Linked DNA regions of Homo sapiens: region 2 is linked to region 1. Evidence: read pairs that join two places in POLR2A ChIA-PET (ENCODE). Cell type or tissue: IMR-90. All regions are shown on one strand. Links, peaks and the distances in the headings refer to the core of each region. The heading gives the core; the rest is flanking DNA. Region 1 overlaps MAP7 (microtubule associated protein 7). Region 2 overlaps BCLAF1 (BCL2 associated transcription factor 1).

Evidence for each region. ChIA-PET counts read pairs that join two places held together with the same protein. Peaks named below come from ENCODE experiments on the same cell type or tissue, not always from the same donor. Only the 100,000 strongest peaks of a DNase experiment are listed, where the experiment ranks them.
Region 2: POLR2A ChIA-PET joins it to region 1 with 5 read pairs; 9 of 35 experiments call an interaction of 5 or more read pairs at or near these places.

Annotation. Positions count from the first base shown.
Region 1 is chr6:136,343,092-136,347,495 of GRCh38, forward strand. MAP7 (microtubule associated protein 7) reads right to left here. Exons shown (of 18, transcript NM_003980.6): 17 at 2,765-2,988; 18 at 1-1,147. The coding sequence ends at 1,137. Among named protein-coding and RNA genes, the nearest start is that of BCLAF1, 55 kb to the left of the region's middle. In IMR-90, for the core only: no CTCF peak of the experiment used is centred there; a DNase peak (open chromatin) is centred at 1,560.
Region 2 is chr6:136,282,733-136,287,136 of GRCh38, forward strand. All of the region lies in intron 1 of BCLAF1 (BCL2 associated transcription factor 1), which reads right to left. Among named protein-coding and RNA genes, the nearest start is that of BCLAF1, 4.9 kb to the right of the region's middle. In IMR-90, for the core only: no CTCF peak of the experiment used is centred there; a DNase peak (open chromatin) is centred at 2,429; H3K27ac peaks cover 401 bases.

The DNA.
Region 1 (4,404 bases), core at 1-4,000:
ATGGTAAAATAAAACTGAATTTATATTAGCAAATGAAAGTGCAAGTTTGTACAGCTAGGCTCAGCAGCAAAAGTGAAGAATAAGAATGAAAGGTGAAAAGCTGACAGATGCCACGCAGAGCAAGGACTTCCATGAAGGTCCGTGTCCTGTGTGCCAAACACAGTCAACATTCCATCATTTTCTCATTGCTCTTAAACGAGCAAAACCAAATTCTTTTTCTATTTAAAGAAATATTAAATCTTTATTTTCCCCAACATAATTTGTGATCAGGTAAGGCAAAGATAAGTCCACCATCACTGGGGACAGCAGCAACATACAGACTTCAGAAATAGCCCTGAATCATCAGTAACATTCTATCGTGGTAACATCAGAAGGAATGCAGCTAACAAATTAAATTTGTAATGTTGTCACATTATTCTAATTTATTTGATTAGTTTATCTGGAAAAACTTTATAAATACATTATGTAAGAGGGCAGTAAATTATTTTCTTGCTTTGAAAAAATAATGTTTTTTCACATTTTAAAACATTTTAGTCTGCTTTTGCAAAAGGAGTTGCAAGAAAAATGTGACAGCTGGGTTTGCAGAATGTCCATGTACAAGCTGTATTTATAAGAACCTGGTAATCTGCCTATAATTTGCTTCTACAAATAGAGCTCTTTGCAATAATATTTTAAAAAAACAGGCTTAAACTCTTCTCCTATTCATTCTACTTGTAGAACAAAGAGGTACTTATTTTTCAAGTATTATAAAAGGTAAAAAATTTTTTTTGCCAATTTTACATGTTAAGCTTTTAAGACCAAAAAAATCATGCCTAGTCAGCCCATTTCTTTTATAACCAAATTCTCTTGTCTTTTAAAGAATGCAGAAAAATATTGATTGCTAAGAAGGAGCACACTGGAAAAAGCCATTTTAAAGTATTGAAGAATGAGACGTATTTCTTTTTTCCTATTGATGAAAATTATTAGAAAAGCTATCCAGTCTGTTGTCTTTAGCTAGTTTTAATAAATCTTTTCAAAATGATGGTCAAGAACTCTAGAAAACGGGTGGAGGGGATGCTCCTTTATAGCAGGAAAGGAATTCCATTAATTGTAGAAATTCTCATTAAATTTCAGCTTTGGTTCTTCAGAAGAAACACTCATATAACTTCTACATGAAGAGACAGAAAAAGAACAAGATTAATATGACATTTATCTAAAATCTTATTTCAAGAATACCATAGTAATACCTTAAATTTCTAAAACTTACTATACTGTTATATACACTTATATAAGAATAGGCAATTCTGTTAGGATTCACAGTCTTATATTTAAGTGAATTCTGTTACTCATAGGAAACATATGTTCTTTTCTTTACATCAGCTTAGGCCACAGCCTTCATTTTTCCAAGTGGCATACACAGATTGTACTTTTCTCGGTTAGGGGTTTAAACATTCATTTCTCTTGTATCCTCAGTATCTGATGCTTAGGGTTCTAAACATATGTTGGAGGTTAAATAAATGTTGATAAATCATCTGGAAGTTCTTTCCCTTCCTGTAAATCTGTAACATGAGTAGGAAGCTGCACTGGGCATGTTTCCATCAACATACCATTAGTCGGATTGTTCCCAAAGGCTTAAGAATCAGAAAGTCAGACAGGGGAGGGCCCTTACAACCTCCCTTCAAATCCTAGAAAAGTGGAGTTCACTAAAGTGAGGTTCCACTTCCAAGGTCAGTACACTAGAGGAGAAAAGAAGAGTAGCTTCATTTGGATGGGTGGCTCACATTGGTTATCACACCGAATTAAAAGTTGATTTATTACAGATTCACTGATTGAATCTAGAAGGCAAAACAATTTGCCCACAAATAATTCTGTATTGTCTCCATTTAGTTATCCTGAATTTGGCCAGTTCTTTTTGTAGAAATATAAAGAGATGCTGGTCAATACATGACAGTCATCTTCAGGGAAGAGAAGTCAACAAAATTGAAACAGGTTTGAAGAGACAGGGAGCACAGATTATCTTGCTAATTCCTGAGACTGATGGGATTGCGTTGCTGAGCTGCTATGACCACTGAGTTAGTAATATTTGATATTATGTCTTCTTTCTTTGGGTCCTGATTGTTCTTTTTGCACAAAGACTTCAGGTCAAGTGTGGGTCAAAGAGACATTGTATAAGAAAGTCACAGGCAGTTTCAACAGCAACAAAATCATTTAACAAGTTAAGATCTTTAGACTCAGTGTGAGTACTGGTTTCATCACCTAAATCGTAACTATCCATCATGTCACATTTTGAAAGGACAATAATTTATTACCCAGGTTGCCAAACCCAAATAAGAGAAAAATGGTGGGAGAACATGATGGCAGTCTTCAAATACATGAAGACCTCAGAAAGATGGAAAAAACTCAGATCTTTCTCTAGTGGGCAGCACTAGGCCGGATGGTCCAAAATTATGGGGAGACAGCCCTGTCTTTCTACAAAGCATATTCTGAGCATGCATGATGTCGGGTAATGGGTGCTGCTCTGTGCAGAGAGGCTGACAGACACCCACTGGGTGCTGCGGACTGGACTTCTGCACTGACTGAGAGAATAGGAGAGGCCTTAGAAGTTGTCCAATCCAACTCAAAATTCAATTTCTATGAGCCAGGCACAATCTCTTCCACTGTGGCTTACTTGGTCCTTTGAAGAACAAAGTGTTACCACAATCATACTGTAGAAGGCAGCAGTTCGTGTCCTCCTGGGTGTCAGATATTTCTGATGACTACAGAAGGGAGTTGGAGGCAAGCTTACCTGCAGTCTGCTGTGTCTGAACACCATCTACCTGAGGCAGGGGCCCAAGTGTCCCTTCATCATCAAAGGCCAAAATTGGATTCAAAGGAATTTCTGGGCTCTCACTGTTGGTGACATCTAATCTGGATGGTTTAGATCCAATGGGTAAGTTTATAATTTCTTCAAAATTTTCATTCTGAACAGATACACCATTTTCATTTGGTTGTTTTTCCAAATCGGGAGTGCTAAGGAATTTGAAAAATAAAAATAGAAATAAGTTAGTCTTAAAACTGGAAAACACATTATTAGGAAAACCAAAATGTTTTATAATGAATAATTTTATAAATCTACAATTAAAAAAATCAGACTGGTGAGTCACATCATTACTAACAAAAATAATAAATTGTGGTGTATTTGTACCTTAAATTCTTATTTTAAAAAATCTAGGTCAGGCACAGTGGCTCATGCCTGTAATCCTAGCGCTTTGGGAGGCCGAGATGGGAGGACTGCTCAAGGCCAGGAGTTCAAGACTAGCCTGGTAAACATAGCAAGACCCCCGTCTCTACAAAAGAAAAAAATTAGCTGTGTGTGGTGGCACGCACCAGTAGTCCAAGCTACTCTGGCAGTCGAGGTGGGAGGATCACTTGAGCTCAGGAGTTTGAGGCTTCAGTGAGCTATGATGGCACCACTGCATTCCAGCCTGGGCTATGGAGTAAGACCCTGTCTCTAAACAACAACAAAAAAATTTTAAATCTGTCATTTTGTTATGAAAATTATCAAATAGAACAATTTATCAATTACAACAGATCATCATTAATAGAAATAAATCATCATCAGCAGCAGTTCTACACATTTAATGATTTCTGCTGCAGGCATTTTTATATTCATCTGATAGAGTACCACTTATGAGGACCTTTGCCTCAAAGATGAGGGGATTATAATTTGGAGGGGGGAGTAAATGATTTGCACAAAGTCACACAACTACTGAGAGATAGTTGAGGCTAAATGCACGATCTCTTAATCTCTGGTCCTGTGTTTTTCTCATTAAGCCATTTCGCACACTTTCTAGATATTCCAGCCTCCTAAAGCCCTTGCATAATTTCATATGTAAATTTTTGAAGACCGATCTTCTTATCTTTGCCCCTTAAATCTGCCTCTGACCTCATCTTGATCCTTATGAATTCATGCTTAATATCTTGGATTTATTTTTGAGATATACTTAATTGGCCCCAAATACTTAATCTTCTATGGTTTGTCTTAGATTACCACTCTCTGTTATAGGCTTATTATTATGCTTTACAATGTAGCCAAATAATGCCTATGCATCAAATGAGTGCTAAACTAATTTTACCATTCATTTTATTTCATTGCAGCATATACATATGTGTGCAAGCTTCAAAACTTGTTCAATGCTCAACAAATTAACCTTAGTCTCAGTAATACCAACTGCTTGAACATTGTTAGCAAGTCAGTTTGTCTTCTCAAATTGTAAAACAATGCTAATGTAAATCCAACCTTTCTATTGCTTTTTAACACTTTGCTTTTTTTTTGCCTGATTGAATAAATAGTTTACTTTCTTTTTCCTTTTTTGAGAAGGGTCTCACTCTGTTGCCCAGGCTGGAGTGCAGTGGTACAGTCTCAGCTCACTCCAACTTCTGCCT
Region 2 (4,404 bases), core at 258-4,257, 60 kb before region 1:
ATAACCATTATTTACAATGCATATAATGGGCACTGCCATAAACTCTAATAAACGCACTTACAATTTCAGGGAAGGAAAAACTAATTCAGGAAATAGGAAACTTTTAACCGTAAAAGCTTAAAATTCAACTTTTTTGTAAACCACAATGCAGTAGCGTATCATGAAACTGACAGCATCTTTTTAACTACTTGAATTCTAATTTTAGTAATTTGAGCCTTAAAAAACATATGATATGTCGTTCCATCAGAAAATTCCAACGTAGCTAACATAATGCCATCTTGGTAGCGGGGCAAGGTAGCACAAGCCTGTAGTCCCAGCTACTTGGGAGGCTGATGCAGAAGGATCACTTGAGCCCAGGAGTTTGACACTGCAATGCACTGTGATCACACCTGTGACTAGCCTTGGCAACACACTCTAGCCTTGGCAACACAGCACGACCCCATCTCAAAAAAAAAAAAAAAAAAAAAAAAAAGGTAATCTGTAGTTAATTTTCATAATGCTCTACTTTATAACATCTAAAATATGAGTTTAATGCTCTGCTACTTATTCTCTTTTGGTACTTCCTTTCACACAATTTAGTTTCATGTGAAACTGATTTTTAAATCCACGTTAACAGCCATCATAGTAACTTTAAATTCTGTGCCTAAAAGCATCTTGATACGTCTACATTCAAATAAAAGAACAGTCAGCAATGAAACTTTTATCTACTGAAAGTCAATATTCTTCCTAAAATAATTTATCATTAATCTGTAAATAAACTTTGCACAAAATATTCAAGTTACCAATACTGAAAAGTTTAGCTTTATGTATATTCACATCAAGTATGTGCAAAGGATAGTCAAAAGCACCAGGCGAACAGAAACTAAGGAATACAAGATTAATATACATCAGCACTCAAAGAATTCATGAACAAGTTTAAATGGAAATCTGTAACTCTTACCAAGATCCAATTTTAAAAATAAAACGAGACTGGAAATACAAAGAAGAAATGGTAACATTAAACTGGTGAATCAAGAATAGCGTCTCCTAAAATATCCATGGCCCTCCAACTGGGGAGAGATTTGAGGTTCAGCCTAGGAAGGAGGAATCGGAACCTATTAAGGGAAACACTAAAAAAGTAGCAAAGTCAAAAAGCCAAGCAAGATTGGGTACAAAAACAAAGGATTTCTAAAGGACATATAAGTTTAGTTTTTAAAATATCAAAACCCCAAGTGGCCAGAGAAAAAAATGGCAATCTTCTAAACTGGAGTACTGTCATAAAACTATTCTGACCTGGAAAGTCATTACTACTGATTCACTCCTAGAAGTGGTACAAGGCTCATTTTAGCTAACACTTCCCTAAACAATTCCAAAAGGCTAATTTATATATATATATACATATATATGTGTGTGTGTGTGTATATATATATATATATATATATATATATCCAGAGAAGACCCAACTGCCAGATCTCTTTACTCCGTCATGGTATTTTGAAGTTCAAAGAAAATAAACACTAGATATAAAAAACTGACAGAACAGGGAATACAGGCTGTTAGACCAGTGGATATACATTCCTGTTCACAATCTATAAATATATTCAAGTATCCACACCAATAACTCAAATAATACACAAAATGTAACACACAATAAATAAGTCAGTATCAAAGACTGATTAGTTCAACTAATTTTTAAAAAATGAAAGTCTATATACAAAGCACAATGCTAATTACTATAGGAAATGTATCTATGTAAGTGGTCCCTGCCTTCCAAAAACCAAATCGAGAACAGTTATCAGCAACAAATCATAGTAAACTAAACATCTAAATACCAACCATGTGCCAAGAACTGTGCTAGGTGACTTAAAGTAAATAAAATAATGTCATATTTGATCCTGATAATCTCATGAGCTACATATTAATCCCATCTTTCAAATACAGAGAACCCTAAACTTTCCAGATAACTTGAGATAAGTGCCTTACATGCCAGGCACTACTATTCTAACGTTGGGAATACAGCATTTTAAGTTAAGACTTAAGCTCCCTACTCTCTTGAAGCTTTCAGAGAGGGGAAGACAGAAAACAAGGAAAAAATCAAATAGTGGCAAGTGCCACATTGGAGGGGGGGGAAAAGTACAAGTTAACATGCAGAGGAGGTGGGCAGGGGGACTACTTACTTAGGTGGATCCTTGGGCCCTCTTTAAGGAGGTAACATTTGGGCCTAAAGACAGGGAACACTGCAAAGATTCACAGAGGGAAGACCATACTAGGCAGAGGACACAAACTTAGCAAATTCAGGACAGAAAGACCAATAAGAAGGTTGAGACAACGTGATCAAGGAGTTGAGGGTATGAAATAGGGCAGCAGGAGGAGGAATGGACCAGATGAAATAGCATCTAGTAGATCATCAAAAGGGATCAGGATTTTACTCGGTTGAGAAACCCTTGCAGGGTTTTTGCTTGGGTGAGTCACTCATCTGATTTACATTTTAAGATGGCTGCTATATAAAAAATAAACAGCAATGAAAAAAAGAGGCAAATCCAAGATGTGGTTTGTCAAAATGACTTGTTAATGGATTGTTAGGGGTGTGAAGTACAGAGAGTGAGGAAAAATGAAAAATCACTAGTGCCCTTAAATTCTAGGTTTTAGATTCAAGCATCTGGGAGGACAAGTTTGGGGGAGAAAACAAAAGATGTGTTTGCCGTTTTTCGTGCCCACAGTCGGAGTGTAAATGGTTAATCCAAAATTTGACTGAAATCTCCTGACTCCAAATCCGGTGCTCTCTCTTCAATACCCTAAAAGGTGCTTGATGTTTCCAAAACCCAAATACAAAACTGAAAATGCCAAATTAATCTTCCCTTTATTACAACCAAGATCATTTGTTAATAGATTCCCACTTGTATACAGAAATAAGGAATAAATTGCCATATGTATCTTTAGCCAATTGACAGACCAACCAATGAGGAACACAGGATAAAATAAAGCAGGTTTTATTTTTAAAAATAAGGTTCTTAAATATCTAAACAGAGCCTATCTTTCATGAAATAATACATAATGACCAGCTAGAACATAAGTGATCAGAAACCAGCTAGAAAACAATTTATCAGGCCAGGAATGGTGGCTCACGCCTGTAATCCCAGCACTTTGGGAGGCCGAGGTGAGCGGATCCTGAGGTTAGGAGTTTGAGACCAGCCTGGCCAACATGGTGAAACCCCGTCTCTACTAAAAATACAAAAATCAGCCAGGCGTGGTGGTGCACGCCCATAGTCCCAAGGTACTCCAGAGGCTGAGGCAGGAGAATCACTTGAACCCAGGAGGCGGAGGTTGCAGTGAGCCAAGATTGCACCACTGCACTCCAGGCTGGGCAAGAGAGAGGCTGTCTCAAAAAAAGAAAAAAAATGATCAAGGTAACTGGGTTCAACAAAATACCCAAGACAAAGCCACCCAAAATGAATTCTTTAAGATTACTATTTCAAGCATACTTGATCCCAGTCTTCATTTTAGCAGGCTCAAGGAGTTTGGTCCCCAGATTGTTGTAAACAAAGTAATGCTATTTCCATCTTTTCAAATCCTAAAAATATAGCCCATGACTATTATTCCAGTAGTCTAGATTCAATTCCTGGCTCAGCCATTAACTAGCTGCCCAACACTGAACAAGTTACCTTCATCTGTCAGCTTCAAATTCTGCAGGTGTTTTTTTGTTGTTGTTGTTTTAAAGACTACTAATGGTACTTCCTTACAAGTACAGGGTTAAATGAACTAAGTAAGGCATGTAAACAGCTTAGTTTAATGTTTGGCCCGTGGTATACAATCTAGCATTAGCCATCATTATTGGTAACCCTTGTTTAGGCAGCCTTTCTGCAAGCTAACCACGTTTACTTAAAATGATTCTTGCATGTAAGGTTACCTAATATTTTTGATACAGCATTAATCAGCATCATTTAGAAGTCTTTCTAGACATGCTTAATAAAATGGGCTGGGTGCGGTGGCTTACACCTGTAATCCCAACACTTTGGGAGGGCGAGGCGGGCGGATCACCCGAGGTCAGGAGTTCGAGACCAGCCTGGCCAACATGCCAAAACCCCGTCTCTACTAAAAATATAAAAATTAGACGGGCGTGGTGGCAGGCGCCTGTAATCCCAGTTACTCTGGAGGCTGAGGCAGGAGAATCGCTTGAACCCATGAGGTGGAGGTTGCAGTGAGCCATGATCATGCCACTGCACTCCAGCCTGGGTGACAGAGCAAGACTCCATCTCAAAAACAGAAAAACTAGCCGGCCTTTGTGGTGTGCACCTGTAATCCCATGTAATCCCAGCTACTGGGGAGGCTGAAGCACAAGAATCACTTCAACCTGGGAGGCAGAGGTTGCAGTCAGCCAAGATCACGCCACTGCACACCAGCCTTGGCGACAGAGCAAGACTGTGT